2 separate regions of the Homo sapiens genome follow, and region 2 is linked to region 1. The links are chromatin contacts, found by Hi-C or POLR2A ChIA-PET in ENCODE. All regions are on one chromosome and are shown on one strand. The core of a region is the stretch at or near the end of the contact, and the rest is flanking DNA. Distances in the headings are between cores, read along the strand shown.

Evidence for each region. Hi-C counts contacts between places; a loop is a spot of excess contacts on that map. ChIA-PET counts read pairs that join two places held with the same protein, here RNA polymerase II (POLR2A). Pooled maps may share reads with other maps.
Region 2: a map of PC-9 shows a loop between it and region 1 (2.5-fold over the local background). The contact joins two enhancer-like sites. A Hi-C loop is called at or near these places in 21 of 168 maps with a recorded cell type or tissue (IMR-90, PC-9, Right ventricle myocardium inferior and 10 more), 1 of 37 single-sample maps with no recorded cell type and 17 of 50 pooled maps. POLR2A ChIA-PET finds 5 or more read pairs at or near these places in 4 of 52 experiments (AG04450, BJ, WTC11 and 1 more).

The regions. Positions count from the first base shown.
Region 1 is chr11:130,476,038-130,482,265 of GRCh38, forward strand. It overlaps ADAMTS15 (ADAM metallopeptidase with thrombospondin type 1 motif 15), which reads left to right. Exons shown (of 8, transcript NM_139055.4): 8 at 1-608. Among named protein-coding and RNA genes, the nearest start is that of ADAMTS15, 31 kb to the left of the region's middle. RefSeq lists an enhancer at 1,650-2,849. Within about 2 kb of position 2,598, at least 24 of the 41 ENCODE cell types and tissues checked have a DNase peak (open chromatin) inside an H3K27ac peak, as active enhancers do; they include PC-9, heart left ventricle and heart right ventricle, where a contact is called at or near this core.
Region 2 is chr11:130,524,979-130,531,206 of GRCh38, forward strand. It overlaps LOC105369574 (a long non-coding RNA gene), which reads left to right. Exons shown (of 5, transcript XR_007062953.1): 2 at 4,257-4,321. Among named protein-coding and RNA genes, the nearest start is that of ADAMTS15, 79 kb to the left of the region's middle. Within about 2 kb of position 2,818, at least 6 of the 41 ENCODE cell types and tissues checked have a DNase peak (open chromatin) inside an H3K27ac peak, as active enhancers do; they include PC-9, heart left ventricle and heart right ventricle, where a contact is called at or near this core.

The sequences.
Region 1 (6,228 bases), core at 1,348-3,847:
TGTTGTGGTGGTTTTTCTTCTTTCCCTTTTTAAAAGACGCATGACCAAGACAACCTAGGGAGTTTGTCTTGCTTGCCTTTGACTATTTCCTTAATCCAACCATGCTCTCGAGGGCTGAGCAGAGACTAGACTCAAGGCACAGGTTTCTGGTGATGGAGTAAAGTTACAGCGGTATCTCATGTCTACACAAGAAGAGGAACGTTCTGAAAGCTCCAACAACTTCTTGAGGGGGATGGACCAATACAGCTTTGGGCTCAGGATTCCCTAGCCTCCTCTGCCCATCGCGTGCACTGATTGGAGGAGTCTGGCCCAAACACTCTCATATGAACCTCGACATGCTGGAGTGGGGTCTGGCAGGAGCTGATGACAGTTTGAGGGACTTGAGTGTCCCTAGCCTGGCAGTTGGCTCCCGGAAGCACTAGACACTGACACTCATTGGTAGACCCTCCCTCCCCGCCGTTGTGTTTGGTTCTTTTGCACTCCATGTACTGCAGAAGGATGGAAGGACCTGGGTGCTGGCTGGGCTGTGTATACTGTGTATACAAGGGAGCTGGCTGCTGAGGTGACCACAGCCTTCTCCTAATAAAGCTGTAAGTATTTAAAACCTGTGTCCTGCCTCTGTGACTGCTTCTCATTCATGCATGCATTCCTCACATCCATGGAATGCCCAGCTTCGCCAGCCACTGTGCTAGGAGCTATGGAGACAGCAGTGACCTTGACAGGCACAGTCCTGGTCCTGTGCAGCTCCCAGGTTAGCTGAGGAGGCAGAGCTCAAGTCAGCAAGCAGAGAGTTGTGGCAGATCGTGCTACAAGTGAAGGAGACACCAACTGATGCTGAGAGTGGGAGCTTGGATGTGGGCGTTTGATCGCATTTGAACTTTTTCAGAGAGAAGGAGCTGAAAAAAGAAACGAAGAAAAAAAAGCTTGGGTGTGGGAGAGAGTGATCAGGGAAAGCCCCTCAGAGGAAGGGACAACGAAACAGATTGAAGGGTGAGACAGCAGCCCTGTTAAAAGGGGACGGGCCTTGTAGCAGACAAGCAGAAGGCCCAGTCCTGGGGGCCGCTGGGGCGGGGTTTCAGGAGTGCTTGAGAGAAGCTCTGGGGCCGTGCGTGGGTGAAGGGACGAGGCACGGGAGAGGCCAGAGGGGCCCCTGTCCTGTGGGCTTCCAGTCTCCTGCCTTAGGAGGAAACCCCAAGTGTCCCGAGGGAAAGGTTCCTTCTCTTTGGAGAGAGAATGTTTCTCTCTTCCTAGTTTTGTGCTGGTCTGGAAATGTTAGCAAATATACAGGCGTGGGAGAGGTGTGACGCATTGCAAAGAACATCTAGAAACTCGTGTTGGTCGCGGGTCTGAGATCCTCTCTTGGAATCCTCATTTCCTACCTGCAAAGTGAGAAGGGTAGATTCAGTGTTCTATTAGGGCACGTTCAGCTTTAGCAGTCTGGGTTTCTAGGCCCAGTTATGGTTTAGATTTTGCTAGCTGATGGTTTGTTTTCAGTTTGGGGTTCAGAGATGAAGGGGTTTCTCCTGTTGACTTTCCAGCAGGGCAAGGCCATGGGGAATGACTTCCTCTTGAGCTGCGAGAGCTGCCCCTTCAGGCATGTGGGTGAGGGATGTGGGGAGGTTGGACAAAGTTTCAGCACTTGATAGAAGGTTCTGGAAGAAGGAAGAACTAGCCAGAAGAGGCTGCATGAGTCTATGAGCTAGCAGAAGGCCCAGAAGGGAACTGCAGGGGTCTGGGTTAATGTATAAACTGGAAGTCAGCAATTGTAAGATCTTTCTAAAATTGCTCAAAATGTTGTCATATTCCTGGGGTTATTTTTGTAATCCTTTTTGTTTTCCATTGAAGCAATTGCCAGTAAAACCTTTCTAAGGAAAAGGTCCTCTGGGCTGCTTTGGGGATCAGCAAATTAAAGAGGAAGCAGAGGAGGCTGGGTCCCAACTACAGCGGCGCCTGGAGGCTCAGGAGAGCTCCAGGTAAGGCAATGGGGTGTGTGGCGGGCAACAAGCTTGGCTGCATTTTAAAGTTTCTGGAGAAGGAAGCAGCAGTTTCCTAAATTTGCTGGCCTTTGAAGAGAGGTAGGAACGATTTGCTTTGTAATCCATCCTCTGGAGGGGAATGCGTTCTTGCCCCAGTGAGAAAAAACCTTGATAATTACAAAAAGGTGTCGACCCCTGGGTCGTGCTCTGCCTGCCCAGTGAACCCTGGCGAGCCCCCAGCAGGCTGAGCTGGCGTGGCCAAGGGCAGCGCGTGTGACCCCAAGTGTCTTTCCTTTGCTCCTTGGCTTGTCTCCAGCCCTCATGGATGAGTCAGCCCTGAAGCCTGCAATCCCAGCAACAAATCCCAGAAGAGCAGAACATCCCCCTTCATCACTGCCATGGTGTCACCCCTCAGCCCCCGGCAGCTGTGAGAAGGCAGCAGTGAAATGTTTGCTGCTCCAAAGCATGAAACTGGGGAGGGAGAGGGCAGCCAGAAACTCAGCCTTCACCTTCCCCTCCCTTCAGGCCCACCCCTTCGTGCTCAGCTGGGCAGCCCTGCCTTTGTTTTGCTCTCCTGAGCTGTGGTCAGTAACGTAAGTCACGTTCCAAGCAGTGACCAGAATGTTGTGAAGGAGGAGATAAGAGTTCCTGACCTCCCGAGGCATTCCAAAGAAGAAACAGAACTATTTGTTTCCAAAGGAGAACAATTTTAGCAGAAAGGGTAAGATAGAGGGAGATGAAGAGAGGAGGGAATCTCCTCGTGAAAAACTGGATTTGGGAAAAGGGTGAAAATATTGTCATGGGGAATGGCTGGAATTTGATGAGATTTTAGCTGTACTCCTAGGCTGTTAGAAACAATTGCCTTCGTATCATTCCCCGTTCCTGTACCTAGCCACGGTCCCAGACAGTGTCCAGGGCCTTAAGCCACTGCTGTCCCAGACATCTGACCAACAGTTCAGATGACCTCAGGGGACTGGGATTCTGGCCTCAGCAGGGAGTACCCCGAATCTCTGCCATGGGTAATTGAGCAGATACTCCTGATGTGGTTTTGTTGTTGTTGAGGATTTTGAGAAAAGAGCCTTTGAGAGTGCTCTGGAAATGTGTTCAGGAGGATGACATGGCTTTTCTAAGCACCCTCCCTGGGCTGAGTCTGCAGTGCATGGGAACCTGGTTCTGAAGCTGCAGTTACACACAGCACCCAGAGCCCAGGGCTTGGGACACAGTCAGTGGTCAATGAGTATTTGTGACGCAGAGGCTTCCTTGGGAACACACAGTAAACCAAGAGGGATGAAGGAGCCTGTCTCCGGTGGAAATGTGGGGACGCTTCTCAGTGTAGGCACTGTCTGTCTGCATACATGGTCCTGTTTGATCTTCACCGCCTGCCCGGTGCTGCTGCTCCTTGCAGCCCTCTGCTCAGCTCACGCATTTCATACGCTTTCCTTGGGGATCACGTGCTATCTCACTGCTCAGTTAAAACCAACACATCAGTGGATTCTGCGTCTGCATACATAACCCTCCCACCCACCTGTGTTCACCCAGACTCCCCACCAACCCCACACAGACCACCCCAAACATCTCATTATTCATCCAGTCACATGACTTGATTCCACCTCCAGGATATCTTCAAACTTGGTCCCTTTCTTCCTTCCCACTGCTGCTGCTGTAGTGCAGGCCAGCATCATGTCTCACTGGAGTATATCCGTAGTCTGTACCTGTTTTCCCTTGTTTCAGATTCGTCCGCTTTCAATCTTTCCAGCAGGTGTGACATTTAGTGACAGCAGGTGCCCCATCTTGAGCTCTCATGGCACCCTCTGCGTCTTCTGACATTGAGCGAATTGCTTGTCCGTCTCTTTGGCTATACCCTAAAGACCTCGAGGGCAGGCTTTAATTGTCTTGGCACTAAGTGCTTGGCACACAGTAATCATATAATGATAATAGCCATCACCCAGCATTAACTATATATAAGCATTCTATTAAGGTCTTTACTTCTCTTATTGTATTTATTGTTCATAACAACATTATGAATTATATTCTATCACTGCCCCTCCTCGTGTATCAGGAAGCTGAGGATCAAAGATGTTAGGGACCTTTAGATATTCCCCCGACTTGTAAATGGCAGCATCAGGACTCCGAGCCCTGTATTTACTGAAGAAGTTGTAGAATGAACCGCTTAGCCTACTCCTCGAGAAACATTTTTTTGGGGGAGATGGACATGAGAAAATGATTATGATGGCGCATGAGAAGTGCTCCAACAGAGGTATGCTTCTAGATCTATGGGAATTATACACGAAGCAATTGCAGGAATCACTGAGTGGACCTGGGAAGGAGTCAGAGGAAATGATGCTCTTGAGCTGAGTTTTGAAGAATGAATAGAATTTGTTGGGCAGATAAGGAGATTCCTGGAAGTGTGGCCAGCACGTACGATGGCATGGAGGTCAGGAATGAAAACAGCTTGATGTGGCTGGACTGTAGAATACATGAGAGAGTGGTGGGCTTGAAGCCTAGGCTGGGCTGGGGTCTGATCATGGAGGGCCTTCTATGTTGCATTAGGGAGTTTTTGCTTTGTTTGACAGGCAGCAGAGAGCCATGGAAATATTTTAAATCAGACTGTAATTAGCTCACCACTCCAGTGAGCTGGTAGTAAGCATGGACTGGGATAGGAAAAGACTGTTGGCAGAAAGACCAAGTAAGAGGCTCCTGCAATAATCCAGATTTAAGACCATGAAAGCCTGGCAGTGTAAGTGGATTGGAGAGGATGACATAAATTCTAGAAATATCTAGGAGAAGTATGAGCTGGTCTTGAGTGCTAACCGTGTGCAGCGTATGACAATAAAAGCAATGTCAGAGGAAATGCAGATTAATGTTTTCCATCTCAACGACTTCCTTGCTTTACAAAAGAAGTATAAAATTAGGCCATTCCTTGACTCAGAGATATGAGCATGCAACAAGGGCAGGGGAAAGGCGGATGTACTTGACTTCCTCTTGGGATTAAGTTTCTAAAATATGGTACTGCCAGGATTCAGAGGGATGAGATGACTGATGGTTTCTCCTGTTGCTCTCACTTCCAACCACGCCTCCTTACCCACTGCCTTAGTTCCTGGCATCACATCCCTCAACCTCCAGCCTTAGTGTGGTGTGGTTAGCATGGCACCAAGAAGACATGGGCGAGTGAAAGGAAAAAATAGAGACCAGAAAAAACAACAGAGATAGTTCACGTACACTAGTGTGAAATCAACGATATGGTATTTCAAATGTACTTTAGCAGAGGTCGTAGAAACAGATTTATTTTTTAATATACCCCCTGTATCTTTCAATTAACTGTACATTGTGCATAATATATTTCAATACTGGTATCTCAGGATGGGAATAGCAGAAACATATGTTAGTGGAGTTGTATTAACTCTAGGGACAGTATCACTGGGTTACGAGATATTATGGCTCCACGTGTCTCAGCAACATATGTTACCCATAAGGAAGCCTGTGGCTTTAATGTGTAACACACTGTGGACTGGATTGGCAAGCGGATGGGACTTAGGTTGACAAAAACCGAAGATCTTCTGAATGAGAGGTTTATTTTATGTATTATATCTGGGCAAGAAAACCTTCCTGAAGCAATCTGGCTAAATCTCCTTGTTGCCTAATCTCTATCCGAAACGGGGATTCCAATGGTTTAGGCCACTGCTATTTTTTCCCCTAACATCCTAGGCAAGTTTGCACATATAGATTGCCTTCGAGATCATTAGATAAATACCTAGCTGCTGAATGGGAAAGTTTCTGTTAGTTCCCATGAGTCCAGGGCACTATGTCTTGGTAAGTTCACTTTAGTCTTATTTCTTTAAAAGTCACCTATTTAGACATGGCCCGGGTGGCCTGGACGACCACAGCCTGGGGAGACAGGTGACCTAAGCTTCTGTCTAGACTCTGCTAGCACTGGGTCATTTGCACAAGGTCACCCTCTGGGTGTTCATTTCCCTGTTTGTTAGATGAGGCATTGAACTTGATTGTAAATTACGCATTCCTTTTCAAGCTCTAAGACACGTCGATTCCATACATTGAAAATCTCAGCTCCAAGGGGATTAAAAAAGTGTGTCTGCCACTTCACTTGAAACAAAAGGAGATGTATCTTTTGGCTGTATACTTCAAAAATTTCCATGCTTCTCCACTCCTATTTGGAAGTTCCTCACCCAAGGCATGTCTACCTGCTCTTCCACCGGTAGGCAGCCCTCCAAAGGGGAATAAACATTTGCAAAAT
Region 2 (6,228 bases), core at 1,568-4,067, 49 kb after region 1:
ATTTTCTCAGTTACCTGCTCACTGCCCAGAGAGGACACGGTAAGTGTCACCTGGACTTCTTGGCACTTTAGGGGTTAGACGGTCACCTCGCAACAAGCCGAGGGTTCTTTTCTGAATCATTCCCTGTTATAATTCAGCATTAAGGTTCTTGGTTGTGAATTAAAAAAAAACAAGCAGAAGGCAAATTGATTGGAAGGGTATTTGGTAGCTCTTTGCTATCTGTGGGTAGTTGAGCACACCAGTCTGAGCACAAACAAAGGTCAGCAAGGCCCAGGGACATCCTACCCTGGGTGCTCTGGGCTTAGGGTGTTGCTTCTGGGTTCTCACTGTTGGATGCAACTGTCCCTGGAAACTTTTATCACATGAATGGCCTCCTGATAACCTCTAACTGATCCTGGACTTTGCTGCATGGACACGGAATTAAAACCTGAGTGGAAGCCTCTGACTGGCTGTGCCCAGGTCACATGGCCTTGCTGAGGAAGGAGAGAAGGGAACCACGTGCCCTCTTTGGCTCCCTTAATAAAGGAACCTGTCTCCCGCCTAATTTGAAATGTCCCCCCCGGAATAGGAGAGTGTTTGAATGCTGAATGGCCCCAAATGCCAAGTAACTACCATGTTTTTTGACCTTCCAGACCCGACTTTCAGACACATTTTGCTCCCCAGCGCTGCCCACCTTTGGTTTCACAGCAGTTCTGAGGCCTGAGAAACTGAGGAGTTTTTCTGGCCACTTTTGGGAGAAGCCATCTTTTAAATTCTTGATCAGTTTCTTCAGCCCCTTCCCTGGAAACAGACACCATTTCTCTTTGAGGGAAAAGAGAAGTCATTGCCTATCTGTGAAGGGGATTCCACTTCCTCTGAGAGAGCTTCCTGTCAATAGCCTCTTCTTGTCTCATATTGTGTACATCAGAGGCAATGAATTGAGCAGGAGGAAAGGGGCCACTTAGTCTCTGACTGTTTCAGTTTTTTCCTGCCTTGACAAATGGCAGAAATCATACTGTCTCATTGAGTAGGCCTCAAGTTAAAACACTCAGGGCCACTTAGACTATTCTTTTCTTTTTCTTTTTAAACAGGTTTATAATTGACATACAAAAACTGCACCTATTTAATGTATCCAATTTGATGAGTTTGAACATATGCATGCCCCTTTGACACCATTACCACAACCAAGGTAATAGACACAGCTATCATCTCAAAAGTTCACTTGTGTCCCCCCATTCCTTTTTTTAAGGGAAAGAACACTTAACAGGAGACATACCCTCTTAATAAAATTTTAAGTGCATGATACAGTATTGTTGACTGTGCAATGCTGTCCAGCAGATCTCTAGAACTAATTCACTTGTATGACTGTAACTTTATACCCATTGGGCAACGGATCCCCATTTCCCTTCCCTTCGGCCCCCGGCAACCACCTTTTTATTCTTTGCTTCTATGAGCCTATTTTAGATACCTCATCCAAGTGGAATCATGCAGTATTTGTCCTTCTGTGCCTGGCTCATTTCACTTAGCATAATGTCTTCCAGGTTCATCCATGTTGTCGAAAATGGCAGGGTTTCCTTCTTTTCTCAGGCTGAAAAATTCTATTGTGTGTGTGTACCACATTTTCTTTATCCATTCATCTCTTGATGGACATTTGGGTCGTTTCCATAACTTGACTCTTCTTAACCTTGTTGCAGTGAACACGGGAGTGCAGATATCTTTTGAAGATCCTGTTTTCAATTCTTTTGGGTATATACTCGGTAGTAGGGTTGCAAATTAAAAATGGAGCTCTCACAGACCATTATTTTCTTGATCCTTTGGTGCATTTACTTTGGGTTGCCTAGGAACTCCTCCGTCTGTGGATTTACCTTGTAGAGTCAGAGGGGATGATTGGGGAACCTGCATGGCGATGTGGGTTTTGAGCCTCTTTGGAATTCAAACAATACTGATTTACCAGAACAAGAAAATTTGGCTTTGGCCCCAATACAGGCTGAGAAAGTTCATCTTTTTAAAAGGGGCCAGTTCTTGATTAGTTAGGGTACTGGAATGGTCCAGGGAGGGATAACTCAGGCCATTTGCTTTGCCTCCTTCCCTTTCTTTCTGTCTGATCTTTGGCCAGTTCATGGCTTTCTAATCCTGCCACTGGGGGATGAAGGAAGATTAAACTTGTGCCGTTGCCTTTGCATGTTATGAGCTCTCCAGAAAAAGTTTGCATGGGAATGGCCGAAGATGTGGTAAGTTAAAGCAAAATCAATACACAGTTTACTATCCATGTCTTTCTGCTACCCTGCAAATTTTCTTCCTCTCCATGTAATCTCTTTATTGCAGCCTAGGAACTTTGTCAAGGGCTCCATGACCAGGGTCTTTAGGAAACTCCAAAGACCTGAGATTTCACCAGCAGAAATGACAGCTGTTCCAAAAACAGAAAGGAGGTAATTTCTTGTGTTTCAAATTTCTCCAAAGGTGAGAGTTAAGACTCACTCTCAAGATCTTTATGTCACATAGGTAATGAGAGGAAGGGGTAGCATTTTAACAGATCACATTCCCAAGGCCAATCCAACGGGAGGGCTGGAATTTGGGGAGGCTGCAGGGAGCAGGACTTTGGTGCCGCAATCACTGGTTACCCTGTAATAGTATCTCAGGAGACTTTCCTGGTTACTGAGGACCAGAACTGTAGCTGATTTTCAGCCCAATACTTGGTGGGTTCTGTGGAGTCCAGCATTCAAAGCCCTACCATCGAGTGTGACTTCAGTGTCACAGGCAGATGGTGTCACCAAGGCATAATGACTCCTGACCTGTGGCTCTGCTCTTCCTCCTTTCTCTTCCTCTCTCCCCTTCCCTGGGGGCCTGTGGTCCAGAGCTGCATTCCTTTGTTATCACACTTCCTTCCACAGACTGCACACGCCTGTTCAGGACACCAAGCTGTGTGAAAGCACTCCAGGCTGGTGGGAATACCGCTCCCAGAAAGAATCTGACTTGTTTCAGAAGCTTATCTTCTGGCACTTGCTCTTCCAAAGAAAAAGGCTGCAGCAGGAGGATAAAAGAGGCAATCCAGGAGTGTGTGAGATGGAGCCAGTTACATGCATCTCAGCCCAGGGAGGGAGTGAGGAGGGAATGAATGCGGCCTAAGTCCCTCACCTGCAATGTGTAGGAGGTAAATGAACCTGCTCACCCTCCCTCTCACCCAGCCACATTCAGGGTCATTTGCTGTAGCTCAGGTGGCTGCGGCTAGGGTGGGGTTGCCAGGTGGAATAATGGTCATGCACAGCTGCCCCTCCACAGGGGCTGAGCCCAGGGTGGCTTCACTGGAAGAGGGTGTGGGACAAGCTGGGTATCCTGGCTGACATCTCTGCTAGCTGTCGGAAAGTTGAGTGAGGGATGGGGTAGCTGTATCTGTGTGTGTATATGTGAGAGAGTGTGTGTTTGCTGGGTCCTCGTATGTGTTTGTTTCAGATGGATGTGTGTGGGTTTGAGGCCAGGGGAATGGTGAGTCAGGGCAGCCCTGGGGGCAGGGAGGGGTGGGTGTGAGCAGGGCGAGTGAAGTGGCTGCAGCAGGAACAGGGGAGGCATGCGGAACATGGGTGGCATGAGAGCTGACGCTACGACTGAATGGATTTTGAAAGGTCTTTGTCTGCCTCAATTAAAAGGATAGATCCTTTTTTTCTTTAAGGCTGAATAAATAATTTTTTCCCTTTTCTTCTTTGGTTCTTTTCATATAACAATTTGTCAAACTCCGTCAAAAACAAACACAAACAGAAAAACCCAAAAGTCTTCTTGAATGGGTTCAAGGTGCAGGAGGCACAGCTGAGCTGTGGGGAGCAGCGGTGCAGGAGCGGGGTGCTCGGTGGACTCTGGACCTGCTCTTGGGGCTGCTGGCCCCCTTCTTGCCCGTGTGGCCAGGGCAGCCCTTTGGAAAAGCTGTGCTGTAGCTTCATCTTTTGTTTTGGCTTTTATTGGCATATTCTTTTGTTCTCTTTAACTGCATCCAATCAAATTGGCACATCTGAGGTTCGGGAAGATGGTTTGGAGCCATTCCATTACTCTGCCTATCGAATTCTGGGATTTCTGCTTCCTGCCCTGTCCTGTCTTCTGTCCCCAGCTCACCCGGCCCCTACTGATGTCATGCTTTATCAGCTTTCCACTGTGCATGTAACTCTGCCTGGCATTTGGTATTGGGGTGGGTGTGGTGCTTTGAGAGAGGCACAGCAGAACCACTGAGAGAAAGGACGGTGTTTTTCCGTTTAGACCCTCATTCATCCCCTCCTTTCTCTATTTTGCAGGTGCAGAACATTGAGTTATGGGGGTCCAGGGTAAACTTGGCTACCTTGGTAAACATGGCTACAAGGTAAACATGGCTGCTTTAACGAACCAGGAATCAGTGTGGCTTTCTGATTCCTCATTTGGTTCTTGGAACACTTATTTCCTTTTCTTACCCAATTTTAGCTACTCAGGGACAGTAGAATCATAAAATTTTACAGTTGGAGGGATGCTTAAAGAACATTAGCATACAGGGGTCTTCAAACAGCGATGTGGAGAAACCCCTCAGAAGTCACCCACTCCACCTCTCAGAGCAGCGCCGTGCTTACTGATTTTGTAGCTTGAGCTTTGGCAAGTTGGGAACCCATCTGGTGTATTTCACGCACCTTTCATATTTAAAAGATGAGTAACATAAACCCGTCAATTAAGAGAAAAAATACCAGACACAAACATTTTTAATCAAGAGGCCTACTTACTTATTCACTACTGAAAAAAATACCCAAACTGAAGCCCTAATATTTTAAGATTTAGGTGACATTTATCAAAACAAGAATTGAAAATGCTTTACATAATCCTGGGGGAAAACAATCTGAATTTTTTTATATAAAATGCTTTTTTGGGGGGGGGCAGAATAAGAGAAGGTTGTTATTCCTACAAACGAACAAAGCACAGGACAAGCTTCATTTTTATATTCTTAAGAACATAGACTGGGCGCAGTGGCTGATGCCTGTAATTCCAGCACTTTGGGAGGCTGAGGGCGGATTGCTTGAGCCTAGGAGTTCGAGATCAGCCTGGGAAACATGATGAAACTCTGTCTCTACCAAACAAACAAACAACAACAAAAAATTAGCCTGACGTGGTGGTGCGTGCCTGTAGTCCCAGCTACTCGGGAGCCTGAGGTAGGAGGATCACTTGAACCGGGGAGATGGAGGTTGCAGTGGGCCTAGACATGCCACTGCACTCCAGCCTGGGTGACAGAGCCAGACCCTGTCTCAAAAACGAAAACAAAAAGCCAACCAAAACCAAACCATAAATGGTGGTGACATAGTCACAGAAGATAAGGTTTAAATGTTGAATACCAATGTTAAGGCTGATGATTAAACAACTTCATTAGGGACAAGTGATTTTCTTCAGGTGTTGAAAGTAAGTCTGGGATGACCAACTGGTGAAAGAAAGGCTTGGTGATCACCTGGTGTTATTTCCCACCATGTCTTCTTCTCTGCTAGAAATACTTGGCTGTTGTGATTCTCACCTGAAAGATCTCACTTGGCCTCCAAGAAAGGGGATGGGTAGCCACATTTAAAACAAAACAAAACAAACAGTCAGAGAATCCTCTTTGAAGCTCATCTATGCAACTGTGGACTAAAATCTAATTTCAACATATTCTAATATTTCTCAGCAATAGCTTGAAACAATTGAGAATTCTTTAAATTTTAGACCCCAGAAAATATCAGCATTCTGCTCACCCATTCCATCTATCTATCTATTTTACCTTTCATTAATTCTTAGTCCATCTGTGCTGCTATAACAGAATGCCTCAGATTGGACAATTATAACAAATAGAAATGTATTGGTTCACAGTTCTGGAAGCTGGGAAGTCCAATTCCAAGGTGCCAGCATCTGGTGAAGGCCTTCTTACTGGGTCGAAATGTGGCAGAAGGCGTCGTATGGCAGAAGGGCAAGGGGAGGGTGAGAGAGGGCAAGAGAGAGGGCTGAACTCATCCTTTATAAGGAACCCACCCTCATTAATGGCATTAGTCCATTCACAGACAGAGCCCTCGTGGTCTAATCACCTCTTAGGGGTCCCACCTCTCAACACTGTTACAATGGCAATTTGTAAGTTTCAATAAAAGTTTTGGAGGGGACAGACATTCGAGCCATAGCAAATTCCTTCACTTGTTCAAAAATTACTGGAATCTAGGAAACTTTCAACATGGAATTTGGAGGAACCATACAGATTTTCTGGTTCAGTGGTTGCAAACTATTCTCTGGGGT